Regions from separate parts of the Homo sapiens genome. Here region 1 is linked to region 2. A link is a loop called in an ENCODE intact Hi-C map of the cell type or tissue named here. Cell type or tissue: PC-9. All regions are shown on one strand. Region 1 overlaps VAV2 (vav guanine nucleotide exchange factor 2). Region 2 overlaps VAV2 (vav guanine nucleotide exchange factor 2).

What was found. Peaks named below come from ENCODE experiments on the same cell type or tissue, not always from the same donor. Only the 100,000 strongest peaks of a DNase experiment are listed, where the experiment ranks them.
Region 1: it touches region 2 in a loop (5-fold over the local background); 2 of 110 quality-filtered maps call a loop at or near these places.

Annotation. Positions count from the first base shown.
Region 1 is chr9:133,963,816-133,971,815 of GRCh38, forward strand. The region is part of intron 1 of VAV2 (vav guanine nucleotide exchange factor 2); the gene reads right to left. Among named protein-coding and RNA genes, the nearest start is that of VAV2, 25 kb to the right of the region's middle. RefSeq lists enhancers at 6,230-7,114, 7,115-7,998. In PC-9, no CTCF peak of the experiment used is centred here; a DNase peak (open chromatin) is centred at 3,396.
Region 2 is chr9:133,871,940-133,879,939 of GRCh38, forward strand. The region is part of intron 2 of VAV2 (vav guanine nucleotide exchange factor 2); the gene reads right to left. Among named protein-coding and RNA genes, the nearest start is that of VAV2, 120 kb to the right of the region's middle. RefSeq lists enhancers at 11-511, 512-1,012, 2,009-3,208, 3,994-4,729, 4,730-5,463. In PC-9, a CTCF peak has its summit at 4,452; DNase peaks (open chromatin) are centred at 1,662, 2,482 and 2,572; H3K4me3 peaks cover 1,037 bases; H3K27ac peaks cover 3,979 bases.

The sequences.
Region 1 (8,000 bases), 92 kb after region 2:
GAAAACTATGTCATCTTGGAATCAATGAAATAAAGTACATGGAAAACCATTTAGGATAGGCAAGGATATGAGAAAAGCTGAGTCCTAAATGGAAAGTATAGCACAGCCCAGTTCTGTAAATCAAACAGGAGTGACCACAATTAAATGTAAATAGCTCTCCTCTAGGTGATAAGAAGACTAGTAAACTTTAAAAAAAATTATTCATTCATATATATATATATATATATATATATACATATATATACATATATATAAATGAATAGGCCAGGTATGTTGGCTCATGCCTGTAGTCCCAGCACTTTGGGAGTCCAAGGTGCAGATTATGTGAGCCCAGGAGTTCAAGACCAGTCTGAGCAACATGGCAAAACCCTGTCTCTACAAAACATACAAAAATTGGCCAGGCGCAGTGGCACACGCCTGTAGTCCCAGCTACTAAGGAGGCTGAGGCAGGAAAATGGCTTGAGCCTGGGAGTTCAAGGCTGCAGTGAGCCCTGATATATATATATATACACATATGTATATACACACACACACAAATACATGTATTTACATTTGTACAAATATATACACACAAATATATGTATTTACATTTGCATAAATATATATAATACACATATTTATGTATATAACATATATAATTTTGCATGCGTATGCTTTTTATAATGGATGTCATATATGTATAATGAAAAATACATTTTAGCACAACATAAAAATTATAGGCCAATACCCTAACGAACATAGATGCAAAAATCATCCACAAAATCCTAGCAAACCAAATCCAACAACACAATATAAAGACCCCTTACCATGATCAAATGGGATTTATCCCAGGAATGCAAGGATGGCTCAACATACAGAAATCAATAAACATGATATATCACATCAACAGAAGGAAGAACAAAAACCATATGATCATCTCAACAGATGCAGAAAAAGCATTTGATAAAATTCAATATCATTTTGGGATAAAAACCCTCAAAAATCTAGGTACAGAAGGAGCACTCCTCTACACAATAAAGGTCATACATGAGAAACCCATAGCTAACATTATACTGAATGGGGAGAACCTGAAAGCTTTTTCTCTAAGAACTGGAACAAAATAAGGGTGCCCACTTTCACCACTCTTATTCAACGTAGTACTAGAAGTGCTAGCCAGACCAATTAAACACAGGAAAGAAATAGAGGGCCTCCAAATTGGAAAGCAGGAAGTCAAACTGTCCCTGTTTGCAGACATGATCTTAGATATAGAAAACCCTAAAAGCTCCACCAAAAAAACCTAGAACTGATAACAAATTCAGTAACATTGCAGGATACAAAATTAACATATAGAAAACAGTAGCATTTCCATACACCAACAATGGACTAGCAGAATAAAAAAAAAATCAAGAAAGGCCAGGCACAGTGGCTCATGCCTCTAATCACCGCACATTGGGAGGCCAAGGTGGGCAGATCACCTGAGGTCAGAAGTTTGAGACCAGCCTGGCCAACATGGTGAAACCCCATCTCTAAAAAAAAAAAATAATAATAACAAAAGTTAGGCAGGCATGATGATGGGAACCTATAGTCCCAGCTACTAGGGAGGCTGAGACAGGAGAATCATTTGAACCCACGAGATGAAGGTTGCAATGAGCCAAGATCATGCCACTGCACTCCAGCCTGGATGACAGAGCGAGACTGTCAAAAAAAAAAAAAAAAGTCAAGAAAGCAATACCATTTATAACAGCTACAAAATAATTAAAATTTCTAGGAATAAATTTAACCAAGGAGGTGAAAGATCCCTACAAGAGAAACTGTAAAACACTGATTAAAAAAATTCAAGCAGTCACCAAAAATGGAAGACATCCCATGTTCATGCATTCGAAGAATTAATAATTTGAAAATGACCACACTACCAAAATATCTATAGATTAAATGCAATTCCTATCAAAATACCAATGACATTCTTCAAAGAAATAGAAAAAACAATCCCAAAATACATATTGAAAACACAGAAGACCCTGAAGTGCCAAAGCAATCCTGAACAAAAACAACAAAGCTGGAGGCATCACACTACCTGACTTCAAAACACACTACAAAGCTACAGCAACAAAAGCAGCATGATACTGGCATAAAAACAAAACACATACCTAGACCAATGGAATAAAACAACCCAGAAATGAATCCACACATTTACAGTCAACTCATTTTCAACAAAGGCACCAAGAACATTCAGTGGGGAAAGAACAATCTCTAATAAATGGTGATAGGTAAACTGCATATCCATATGCAGAAAAATGAAACTAGACTTCCATGTCTCCCCATATGCAAGAATCAAATCAAATGGGATTAAAGACTTACCCATAAGACCCAAAACCATAAAACTACTGAAAGAAAACATTGGGGAAATGCTTCCGGACATTGGTCTGGGCAAAGATTTTTTGGGTAAAACCTCAAAAGCGGACAGAACAAAACGAAAAATAGACAAATGGGATTACATCAAGCTAAACGCCTCCACACAGCAAAGCAAACAATCAACAGAGTGAAGAGAAAACCTACAGGATAGGGGAACAAATCTGCAAACTATTCATCCGACAAGGGATTTTTAATAACCAGAATACATAAAGAACTCGGTCCAGCGAGGTGGCTCATGCCTATAATCCCAACACTTTGAGAGGCCGAGGCGGGAAGATGGCTTGAGGCCAGGAGTTCGAGACTGGCCTGTGCAATATGGCGAGACCCCGTCTCTACAAAACATACAAAAATTAGCCAGGCGTGGTGGCACGCACCTATTGTCCCAGCTACTTGGGGGCTGAGGTGAATCACTTGAGCCTAGGAGGTAGAGGCTGCAGTGAGCTGTGATCACACCACTGCACTCCAGCCAGGTGACAGAGCAAGATCCTGACTCAAAAAACATAAAAAATTTAAAACTTTAAAAAAAAAAAGTCAACTTAATAGCAGGGCCGAGCACGATGGCTCATGCCTGTAATCCCAGCACTCTGGGAGGCCGTGGCGGGCAGATCACTTGAGGTCAAGAGTTTGAGACCAGCCTGGCCAACACCGTAAACCCTGTCTCTACTAAAAATACAAAAAATCAGTTGGGCTTGGTGGCGGGCGCCTGCAATCCCAGCTACTTGGGAGGCTGAGGCAGGAGAATTGCTTGAACCCAGGAGGCAGAGGTGGCAGTAAGCCAAGATTGCACCACTGCACTCCAGCCTAGGTGACTGAGCAAGACTTTGTCTCAAAAAAAAAAAAAAAAAGCAAATAGTAATGATAATAATAATAATCTGATTTTTAAACGGGTAAATAATCTGTTATTAAGACATTTCTCAAAAGACATACAAATGGCCAACGGGCATGTGAAAAAATGCTCAACATCACTAATCATCACAGGAATGCAAGCCAAAACCACAACGAGATACCATCTCACCCCAGTTATAATAGCTATTATCAACAAGAAATCAACAGATGCTGGCAAGGATGTGGAGAAAGGGGAACACTAGTACACTGCTGGTCAGAACGTAGACTAATACAGCCACTATAGGAAACAGTACAGAGGGTCCTCAAAAAACTAAAAAGAGATCTGCCTGATCCAGCAATCCTACCACCAGGCATGTAAACAAAAGAAAGGAAATCAGTGTTTGAGATATATCTGCACTCCCACCTTTACCGTAGCACTATTCACAATCAACCTAAATATCAGTGAATGAATGGATAAAGAAAATGTGACATATATACACAATAGAATACTATTCAGCCATGAAAAAGAATAAAATCCTGTCATTGCAGCAATGTGGATGGAACTAGAGGTCATTGTTAAGTGAAAAAAGCCAGACACAGAAAGCTAAATATCATATGGGCCGGGTGCAGTGGCTCACACCTATAATCCCAGCACTTTAGGAGGCCTAGGCTGGTGGATCACTTGAGGCCAGGAGTTTGAGACCAGCCCGCCCAACGTGGTGAAACCCCATCTCCTACTAAAAATACAAAAATTAGCCGGATGTGGTGGTGTGCACCTGTAGTACCAGCTACTCAGGAGGCTGAGGCAGGAGAATGGCTTGAACCCACGAGGTGGAGGTCGCAGTGAGCCAAGATCACACCACTGCACTCCAGCCTGGGCAACAGAGGAAGACTCTATAACCAAAAAAAAAAAAAAAAAAAAAAAACCTAAATATCATATGATGTCTCTCTCATATGTTAAAGCTAAAAAAGTTGACCTCATGGAGGGACAGAGTGGAATGATGGACATCAGAGACTGGGTGGGGCGACAGGAAAGTGAAGAGAGATTGGTTAATGGGGGCAAACATGCAATTAGACAGGAACGAGTCCTAGTGCTCAGAAGCACGGCAGGAGGATTACAGTTAACGATAACTTCTTGCATATTTCAAAATAACTAGAAGAGAGGACGTGAAATGTTCCCAACACAAAGAAATGCCACATGTTTGGGATCATGGGCATCCTAATGACCCTCATTTCATCATTACACACGGTATATGTGTATTAAAGTGTCACACATACCCCATAAACAATGGCATATGTGTATCAAAGTGTCACACATACCCCATAAACAACGTACAATTATTATGTACCAATTAAATAAATAAATAATACATTTGAAAAGGTTGTGGGGGGGAAAAACACCACCAAAAGGCAAGAGAGGCTCAGAGATGCAGTTGTCAAAGCTCTGGTACCACCCATGCACCAGGCAACATGAAGAGGAAGAGAAACGCGCTCGGGGCCAGTCCCATGGTCCCCAGGGTCCCTACCCATGGGGCCATCCCCGGGGGCCTGGACAGAGCTGCCGGTCCTCTAGAGCCTACACGACCCGGGCTCTGGGGCTGCCTGGGGACATCCTCCAGCCACACACTGACCCATCACAGAGCCTTGTAGCCGGGAGAGAGAGCCACCATCGGCCTCTGCCTCTCGTGCAGCTTCAGACCATGGCACTGTCCTCTGTCAGCCCTGGGCTCACTCCTGGGACCTGCCGGGGTAGGGCCCTGTCCCCAGCTCAGATCTGGAGGGTGTCTCGAGACCCCCGGCTGGCTGGCTCAGCGGCTCGCGACAGCACAGCCACCCTCGGTTGCAGCAAATGTGCCTCACTGAGAACCACCACGAGGCTATTTCCCGATTAAAGCTTTAACAGATCAATAGCAATAAGTGAGTCCCCCAAAAATCAATCTAAGGCAGTGCCCTTTTCTAAGAAAAACCACTCTTTCCACAGGCAAAAACCACTTAAAAATAAGAGACAACTGTTTTGGGTTTTGAGGCAGTTTGGCCGGGTGTCGGTGAAAGCCGTCTAGTTGCCTGAGATGAATCCCACATGCCGGGATTCACACTTCCCCCGAGAGCTGGATTCCACCGTGCCCGCCGGGCCTGCGAGGACGAGAGCTGGATTCCACCGTGCCCGCCGGGCCTGCGAGGACGAGCCTCTGCACCTGCTTCCCTCCTGCCGGATGAACTGCGGCTTCTCACGGCTGCGCTGCTGGCATGGTAGAGAATACAACGAACAGGGAAGGAGGGAGGATCTGGAATTCAGTCTGTGCCAATCAGACGTCTCTCTCCAGGGATCTGACAGTGCCAGAGGCTGCTAAGTTTGGTCACTCCCAGGCTGGGGCCAGACCCACCAAGACCACTGACCTCCCACCTTCAAGTCCAGCAAACCTGGACACCAACCAGCATCAGCACCACTGAGACAAGAAGCCTGAGGCCAACCAGGGAACCTCAGGGGTGGAGCTGAAACACCCCAACCCTGACCAGAGCGGATTCCAGGAAGGCTGCTGGGAGAACCCAGACATCCCTGCAACCTTGGCCAGTGGGGGACTTGAACCCCTAGGGCCAACTCCAGATGAGCCCCACTGTCCATCGCACTGCTCAAGCCTGACCCCAGAGCACCCTCTTCATCACCCAAGTCCAATCCACCCCAAGCCCACCCACTCCTCCTGCGCTCCAGCGGGGCCGTCCATCTCTCTCCATTCCCACTTCTCTCCCCACCCCCCAGCCTGGACACCCCCATCTGCCTCTGCCCCAGCCTCTGGGGCTCCAGGCCTCCCTCTCCAGGTGTCCCTGTAGTGCAGACACAGTGGAGCTTTCCAAAGCCAAATCTGAGCACGCCACATCTGCACCAACCCTGCCCAGGGTTCCCTGGCACACCCAGGATGAAGCCGGCCCTGCCTCCCTGCAGCCTTCAAGGCAGTGACTCAGAGTTCCTGCCACCCCCCAGACGTGCAGGGTGGTCTGCACCCCCTGGCCTCAGCACCCGCTGCTCCTGCCATCCTGGTCCTCCACCCTCCCTGCCCACTCAACAGCTCCCACAATGGCCACACTCCTCCCGCTCCCCTCAGACTCTGCAGGACTCCTTGAAGGAGAGACCGAGTCTCAACCATCTCTCCCTTGCCCCAAGGGCCAATCACTCACAAGTGCCAGGTCCTCAGCTCCCTGGGCACAGGAAGGCCTGGGGAAGGGCCCCACCCGATGACCCCACACAGCAAGCGATGTGAGGAAAACCCCCGCCCGCCATGTCTTGAAAATACAAGTCTCGTAAAAAGGCAGTTTCCCAAGCGGAGGCTGGGGGATGGCACCACGTTCGGTGCTTGCTGGGAGCCAGGGACCTTGGCCCACACGAGGCCACCGAGGCTCACGGGACCTCACCAGACCTCACCTGACCACCCCCACAGCCCGTTCTACAGAGGAGCCCACAGAGGCGTGGCAGTGGCGATCACGAGGCTGTCCACGGCACCCACAGCCCTGTGGTTGGTGTACCTGGTCCCTTTGACAGACACATGTGGGGCTGCAGAGATGGAGGTGGCTCCTTCCCTGGGCCCAGCCTTGCTGGCCCAGCACCTCCAACTTCGAAGCCCAGCCCCAGCCTCTGGCCTAGCTACCAACAAGAAAGCTGCCTCTCCTCAGGCCCCAGGGGCAGGCAGCAGAAAGCCTCGGGCCTGTCACCTGCCCCACAGCCTCTCGTGTCAAATGGTCTCGTCTGTCCATCTGCAGGGCAGCCCTGAACTAGCAGGCCACTCCTCAATCACAGTAAATGCAAACGGCTTCTGTACTCTTGCTTTAATCTACAGCCTGGCTCTCCCTGGTTAACAGATGTTTCGTTTAAGCAGCTAAATTACCACAAAATACACCCAAAGAGATGACAGGCCAATTTCTCCCAAGGTTCATTTGCATGAGAAGGGAATGGTGTGTGAAAATTCTATCTTTTCCTTTTTGAAATAAAAAATATATATATATTACAGGTGCAAGTCACAGTATCTCAGGAGCCCGCGGTGCCTCCTGCGGGGAGTGGGGACACCAAGGTCTGGACCGGGAAGCCCCGGGTTCCACTCCCACCATCGCTTCCCCCAACGAAGTCAGGCAGAGTCCGTGTGCCCTCTGACCCTCAGTCTCCAAAGCTTGCAGATGGAACAGTCGTAACTGCTGCTGTGAGGCCTGTCGGGGGCAGGGAAAGCCCTCTGGGGGTCAGACCCACTTGGCCCCTCGGTGTTTAACTGATCCTGATCGTCACCATCTGGGTCGCCACGGCAGCCCAGGGGCAGCCGCAAGCAGGCACCGTGGGACCGGTGACTCCACTGTGCCCCAGGAACCCAGGAGGGGGCCACATGTTCTACGCCAATGACTCTCTAGCCTAGAAACTGTCCTGGCCAGGCCCACGGCCCACACACACACAGAGGGGCAGCCCAGGAGCCAGCCCACCCCTCCCAGGCCACCAGACGGCAACACCAGAGAAAGGCTGGGGGGCCTGAGCTGCTCCACTGGGGAGGTGAGTCGTGACTGTGACACTGGCCTCCTGCCCAGGCCACCCATTTCATACTGCAAAGGACAACCATGGCCAGCATGTGGAGGCTGCTGACATGAAGGGTCAAGGCCAGCGTGGGAAGGAGCAGGGCAGGACAGGGGCCCCAGGAGCTGGTCCAGGGTGTGGGCTGAGCCAGTCACGGGTCCCCAGCTGTCAACAAAACCCACAGCCTGGGGCCACCTGCACCACCCGGGTCCTGAATCACAATGGGGAGGCGGCCAGG
Region 2 (8,000 bases):
TCCATGGGGTCATCGCTCCACCCTTCCTCTGAGTGTCTGCCCCACTGGGAATGAAATGTTGGGATTCTAGTCTGGAAGGTTCTCCCAGCTGGAATCACATCCAGGACTCTCAGGCACTGGCACAGAGGGCAGACCTGAAAATCCTTGTGAGCTCCTCAAGGGGGTGGCTGAGAAGCCCCCAGAGATGGCATAGCTGTGAACGGGACACTGGCCAGGGCCAGGGATGTGGGGAGACTGATCGTATGTGAACCAGGGCGTCAGTGACCTGGCCGACCCCAAGAGGGAAGAGAAGAAAGGGGCAGGGGCAGGGGCCAGCCCCAAAGAAAACTGCAAGCCCTGGCTTCCTCCCTGCATGCTCGGCTCCCAGCACCCACGTCCTCCATGTTTCCATGGCTGTGCTGGGTGGGTGACTGCGAGTCTAACTTCCCCCTCTTCTCTGCCATGGTGTGGCCAGGCTAGAGGAAAAGGGCTGATGGCGTCCTCACTCCGCGCACCGTCTTTTCCCCACTGCAGTCAGCTACACTGGCCCAGCTGCCCCAACCAGCATGTGGGGGCACAGCCTCTCCTCGGCTTGAAGGGTCGGGGTCCTAGGCCCAGTTCCCGACACCTCCAGAGGAAACCCAAAGCCTGGAGCAGAGGCAGGAAGGCTGGCAGGGAAGCCCCGGGGGTCAGAGTCGCTTTGTGCACCTTGGGACCCGGGGAGAGAAGAGGCTGGAAGGGAGAAGTGGGCCCAGGTGGCCTCCTGGAGCACAGGAGGAGGCGTAAGCTGGTGGAGTATCCGGGGCAGCACGTCCTCTCCAGGCGGCCACTCCAACCATGGGGCTCTGGGAGCTTCTTGACTAAGACAGAGTCTACCGCTCAAGAAGCGGGGCAGATGGGTGGACAGAAAAGCACACAAGGGGGTGGCTCACGCCTGTAATCCTAGCACTCTGGGAGGCAGAGGCAGGCAGATCACTTGAAGCTAGAAGTTCTAGACCAGCCTGGGCAACGTGGTGAAACCCCATCTCTACTAAAAATACAAAAATTAGCCAGGTGTGGTGGTGTGCACCTGTAATCTCAGCTACTTGGGAGGCTGGGGCAGAAGAATTGCTTGAACCCAGGAGGCGGAGGTTGCAGTGAGCCAAGCTTGAGCCACTGCACTCCAGCCTGGGCGACAGAGGGAGGGGGCGGGGGGGTGGGGGAGGGAGGAAGGAAGACAGGAAAACACACAACAGCAACTGGGCTCACATGTTAGCTGAGTGCCTGCTCTGTGCTGGGCATGTGAGGGAAGCTGCAATTTAATCTGAGATCCTGAGCAAAACAGTACAGAGGCTCAGACCAGGACATTACGCCAGAGCTGGGATCAAGTCCTAAGCCTGCCACGGACGATCTCAGCCACTCCTCTCTGGGCCTCGGTTTCCCTGTGTGTGGAATAAGGAAACCGCAAGACATACAGATGGCAAAGGGCGTCCTGCCACACTCCCAGTCCCACTGTGCTCACGGTGGAGTCACTAGCTGGTCACCATGCCCCTGCTGAAGACACTGGCCTCTGCAGCTGTCTCTGCACAGTGCTCCGGGCAGACGCTGCCTGTGAAAGCAATCAGCACCCAAGACAGGAGCGGCACTGCCCTGGGAAACGCCTGGACCAATAGCCTCAGGTCCCCTGAACACTGACTGCCCACTGTTCCTAATGCCAGCACGGAAGCCCTGTGTCCCAGGGCTGGGCAAGCTGCATGAGGCAGCTGCATCAGGCGGCAGCTGCTCCCCACCAGGAAACTCTACAGGAATCAGTCGGGGGTCAGGGGCTGTTGGGGGGAATTTCCCGTCCTTCATGGAAGCAGCTTAGCAGCCATCTGGTCCAAATTCTCCAATTTTGAGATGGGAAACCTAAAACCCAGCTGGGAAGATGCAAGAGCTTCACAAGCCCACCCAGCAACTTCCAGGCAGGGCCCAGCCTAGAACGAGGGGTTCCTGTTTGGAGCCTGAGGCTCGTCTCTCCCAGACACGGCGTCCTCCAGGACAGCTAACCACCGTCTAGGCCTCCTGCCTGCCAGATCTTTCCCAGGTTTATTTCATTTTATTCCCTCAAAACCCCCCACGAGATGGTTCTGTGGCTCTCCCCTTTCTGAGGAGGAGTCACCGGGGCTGGGGCAGACAGCTGGTGCCTCTGGCAGCAGAGCCCGGCTCTCCACGCCGCCCTGCCCTGGAGGGCCGGCTATCCATCCTGGATTTGAAGCTGAGGGACAAACCACAGCCTCCAGGCATGAAAGCAAGGTTTCTGAGTGGGGGCCTGCAGCCTGCAAGGCCAGTAAACCTGTCCCAGCAAGACTGGCTGGGCAGGCTGGGCCACTCACTGTCTGCGAATGCTGCTCTCTCATTCCCAGAGACACTCCCCAGCCCCTCCTGGGCATCACTCAGCGCTGCTGTGGCTGCAGGAGCCAGGCACAGATGGCGCCTCCCTCCCCTGTCCACCAGGAAAAAGCGGGGATAAAGGTGGGTTCCAGTGTGGGAGGCATCCCAGACCCAGGCTGCAGACGAGCCGCATCAGTCCCTCTTTAATCAGAGGCAAGGCCGGAGACCATGACACAGATCTGCTGCCTAGCGCGTGAGTCACTGCCTCCAAGGTACAAGAATCCCACAGGAAGCTCAAGGTACCCGCCCAGACCTTGAGGCCAAGGTGGGGTTATGGGAACAGCACCTCAAGGGCAGGAGGGAGGGGTTCTGGCCTCCCCCACACCACCCCACTCTCTACACAGATGTCTTGCCCCCTCCAAGAACCTCCTGCGCTGCTTCTTCCTTGGACCCTTCCCTCTTCCCAGAGGTGGAGACAGTGAACCAAGGGGCTGGAACACAGGCGTCTACACAGGCAGATTCCCATGTGGGACCCTAGGATCCATCTCCCTCCCCAGCCCACAACTGCAGACTGTCCAGGCAGGAAGTGGGGCGTGGAGGCCTCATGGAGCCAGGCGCTGTGCATGGTCCGAGCTGCAAGAGGCCTTGGGGGAAACATGCGTCCAGAACCCTCACCTTACACACAGAGAAGACGGGTCTAGAAATGGGTGCGTCTCATCCAAGGCCCCATAGCCAGTCGGGGCAGAGCAGCCCCAGAAAGAACAAGGGTGGGAATGAGGACGGTCACCATAAAAACAGAATCACAGGCTCTCCCGCTGCAGACCCCAGACTGAGCGCTTCACGGGATCACCTGCGTTTCTTTCACTGCCCCCAAGCTCTGAACTCTCACCACGCTCAGGTCACGTGTGTGCAAGCCGGGGCTCAGGAGGTCACTCAGGGTGGGCTGGGAACCCGGGTTCACAGGGCCAGAGCCGAGTGCCGAACCCTCCGTGCCAAGGCCAGACCCAGTCCCCAGCCACTGCCTGGCCTGGCTTCACAGAGCCAACTGCCCCCACCACACAGCCCAGCGCCACAGCCCCGGGGAGCTATCCACAGCTGATGGGAACAGGCCACCCTTCTGCCGGCTAAGGAGCTCATCAGGCAGAGGGCAGGCCCTGAGCAGGCAGAGGGGGCCCCACAGACAAAAGGCAGGCTCTGGGCAACCCAGAATTGTAGTCAGAGAGTCTGAGCAGCTCGAAGTGAGGGCTGCCTGGAGGAGGCGCAGGCCTATGATAAAGTAGCAAAGAAACAGGCGATCCCCTTGGAGGCACAGACTGCCCGGCACTGCAGCGCACGGCAGGACTGACCCTGCCAGTCCCTTCAAAAGCTCAGCTACCAACTGCCCTGCGCCAGGACCTGCTGAGAAACACCGCAGGAACACACGCGAGGCCCCCGCTCCAGTCCCCTCTAGCACAAGAGGCTATAGAATGAATTGACGTTTGTGATGGCTAATGTGGCTAATGCTACGGCACCATCCTGCCTGGGCTAAGGGGTACCCAGAGGGCAGGTAGGACATTACCTCCGGAGTGGCTGGGCAGCATTTCCAGAGGAGACCAGCATCTGAGTCGGCAGCCGAGTATAGCAGACGCCTCCCGTGCCCTCGGGCCTCACCCAACTGCGGGGGCCCAAACAGGTCATGATGGCAGACGAAGGCCTTATTCACTCACTGCCCAGCGGGCACAGCCATCATCTCCTGCCCTCGGACATCGACGCTCGTCGTTCTCAGGCCTTTGGGCTCAGACTGGGACTCACGCCATCAGGCCCCTTGGGTCTTGGGCCTTCGGATCAGGACTGGAGCTGCACTACCAGCCTTCCTGACCTCCAGCTTCACAGCAGCTGGTTTCAGGACTTCTCAGCCCCCAGGATCGTGTGAGCCAGTCCCTGGTATTAAATCTTCCTATCTATCCATATGCTATCAGCGCTGCTGTTCTGGAGAACCCTGACTAATACAATATTGGAAAGGAGCATGCATCTCCCCTGGGATGGCCCCATTCAGGCACGCCCTGCTCCCACGCCCAGCACCACTGACCGCTGCCAGCAGAGGCGCTGTGGAGACAAGAGTGGTAGGGGGCAAGGGACGGGGTGGGTGTGGAGCAAAGACTATTCCCCTAAGGAAGGCAGGCCCCCTGGGACTGAGGGAGAGCAGCCAGTCAGCCAAGGCCAGGAGAACGTGCAGGGGCAGAGCCCACGCACAGGCCCGGAGAGCGGCCATGGCCACACAGGGGACCAAAGAGCGGAGGCCTGTCGGACACAGGGCCAAGGAGCTGGCCTCGCCTGGGGCAGTGGGAGTGCAGGGTCAGGCTGGTGTTTGAGAGATGCTTCAGGCTGCAAAGAGGATACTGGGTGGAGGGAAGGCAGGACCGCGGGAGGGGGGCGGCCCCAAGGAGTCTTCTAACCAGGCCAGGTGCACGATGGCAGGAAGGCCTGGGCAGGAGGCCACAGGGATGGACACAGCCAGAGAGGACACAGCCAGAACTGTTTAAAAGGCTGATCAAGGCTGCCTGGGTGCAGGGGTGAGGCAGGGAAGAGAGAAACCATCTCTGTCCTTTCTGCCAGGAGACACAGAAAGGGCTGGCCTGAAGAACGGGGACAATGGGGGAGGCTGGCCACCGGGGTCTGGACGCACAGTGGCCAGCTACAGAGGGGAAGGCAGGGGATGCCAGGGCTGGCGTCTGGGCAAGGCTGAGCTTAAACCCTTGGTGTGGCCTTCAGCAAGTCGCTGCCTGCCCCGAGTCTCCCTCCCCACCCACCTGGGGAAAGGGGAGGCTGAGAGGCACGTGGTTATCTGAGCCACCACCACCCCATTTCTGTTTCCCACAGAACCCCCGCCCGGCCTGCTAGACCCCCTTCTGCCACCTTCCTCTGGCCTCGGGATGCCCTGGCTGTACGAGGAGAGGCTCCCTCCGCCCTCAAACAGTTGCCAGCGCCTTTCTTCCCCAGCAGGTAACTGGCACACTCCACACTCTGCACAACGATGCCAAGATGCAGCCCACAAAGCTGGGACCCACACCCCAGACACACAGCAATCCACTGGCCAGGCGGACAAGCCCAAAATCAGCCACTGCCCACAAGCAGGGTGGGACCATCACACTGCCAGGAACCTTCTTGGAAGAGCCAGTGCTTGTGTTCTGGGTGACACGTTCGGCTCTGGGCTCAAAAGTTACCCCACTGCCTCCATGAATCCTCAACCACCCAATGAGGTCAATGTTACTATGCCCCTTGTCAAATGATGAAACTGAGGGTCAGAGTGGTCACCTGCACACATCAGCTAGATGGTCTGATGCAAGCTCTTAAAGGGAAAGCACCCAGAAGGAAAGGCCTCAGCCTCCCGACTGAGCCTCACCCCAGAACCCCCCTCTCATGGCCTGGTCATCCACTGCACGTTCCCAGTCTGCTAATGGGGACAGGTGACAGTAGCCATCACCTGGAGGGGCTGATGGGTTTCCAGTGGCTTCACTGGCCTCCCTAATTAATGGCCATTTTAATGGGAAGGGGACTAATAACTGTATCTCTAACACTACGGCAATAACTTTCCAGTGTCTACCCTTATCTCTGAAGCGATGACTTAGTAACTCGGTTATTAAGTGCAAGCGTTAACACAGGACAGGAAGGTGCGTGAATCTCCTCTGCGACGTCAACTCCACACCTGCTCCTGCTCTGAACTCCCGCAGGAGTGCCTGGAAGGGCCTGGGAAAGCACTTGGCCCCCCGACACCCCCCACTATTTCTCCCCTAGGCTGTCTGACGGTGAAGGAGGGTGTGGGGCCCACCCAGGCCCTTAGGCTCAGCAGGCGAAGTCTCTTTGCCAGTCTCAGCGTAGGGCTGAGCTCAGCACTCTCCGCCGGCCTGCGTCTCACAGATGCTCCGGGTGTACCACGGGGCAGGCACCTCTGCTGACATGTGGCAGCCAGGGGAGGCTCAGAGGCCAGGGACAGGTTGCTGGCACCTCTGCGGCCGTAGGAGCCACACAAGGAAGGCCTCACACGAACCACACGCACTACAGAGCCAACTGCGACCCAAGCACGATCGAGGCTGTGTGTTTCTGAAAGGATCTGACCGAACTGAGCACTAAGATTGTTCAGAATCTGGCCAACGCAGCTCCCCATCCATCCCCAGCCAGGTGGCCCATGGTGAGTGAGGCAGAGTCTTGGTTTCCTCAGCTGTGAGATGGGGGCAGCGGCACCCGCAAGAGTAAGGGAGACAACACACTGCCCACGGCTGCCCCGCTGCAGTCACCATCATCGTTGCTGCCCCTCCTGCAGATGCAAGCCCCCACCTCCACCACCGCCAAGTCCTCTGTGCATGTCTGTCACAGGACAGAGCTTAACCTTTGAGAGGCCATCCCTGCTGACCCCACCTGCCGCCCGTCTCAGGAGGAGGATTCCCAGGAAGTCACAACCGCAGGGGGATCCCCCAAGCAGTGGCCACGTCCCCGCCACCCACACCAGGGGGTCCCGATCCAGCCAGTGGGTTTCCAATGGGTGTGCAAAGCTGTGGGCAGTGGGGGCAGGGGCCAGGGACAGCAGCTGAGCACTCGGAGTGGAAGCGCCCTCGGCCCGGGCAGCCTGGCCTCCTTTGCACATATGCCAGGCTCCTCCGCAGGGGCAGAAACCTTTTCCCCAGGGTCGGGTCGCCCCATTCGAGAGATCAACAAATCCAGCCTTTGACTCCATGGAGCAGGAGCATGGTGGGGCAGGGGCAGGGAGGTGTCTCCTCAGGATCCCCCCGTTCCCCAGGCATCATCCGCCCCCATCCCAGGCATCCTGTGACATAGTCTTCCAGAGGGGACCGGGCCGGGCTTGTGCTGCTGAACCTGGCTCTGGACCCCGTCTCAGCTGCAGACTCGCAGCAGTGCCGGAGCTCTCTGCGCCCCAGGCCCTCCTCTGTAACGAGGCCCTCTGGGGGCTCTTGCTTCCTCACTCAGGTGTGCAATACACTTTGAGCAGCTGCTGCGTACCAAGCACTGTGCTAGGGTGACCTCTGGAGCTCCAAGGAACCAGCAGGGTGTGATCAATGCCGCAGGGTAAAGAACAGAGCAGCTGGGAAGCAGGGGAGTCCAGCAGAGTCCCTAATCAAGCAAAGCAAGGGGCAGGAGATGTCCAGGAATCAGAGAAGGCCCTCTGGAGGGGCTGCTGTCACCTTGAGGCCTGCAGGATGGACAAGTGTGTGTCAGAGGCTCACCATAAATGTGGGCAAGCCTCCTATAAGAAGGCATCGATCAGTAGGTGGCCCCGGGGCACTGCCACAGCCTTGAGCACCTGACATTACAGACCCACAGGGCAACCAAGTGCACATCTGAGTCCTCTGCCAAATGCAAATCTAAGCAACAAGCCGCACACACCAGGACGAACAGCACTGCTGGCTCAGATGAACCACCAAGAACCTGCTCTCCCTTCCAAAGCAGAACCTATCCGAGAATCCCTACCGCCTTGCGAGCTGCAAGTCCGATCTGTGCAATGTGAGCCCCTGCAGGAAAAAAGTCTAAAGTGATTTTTCCTCCCCGGTGCTTTGTGTTTATGGAAACAGATGGAAACCGGCCGCAGACGAAGCTCTGGCATCCAGATTTGCTTCCAAGCGGTTTTACCTTGATGACTGCTTAATCCTGGCCCATCAAGGGACTTCCCAAAATGG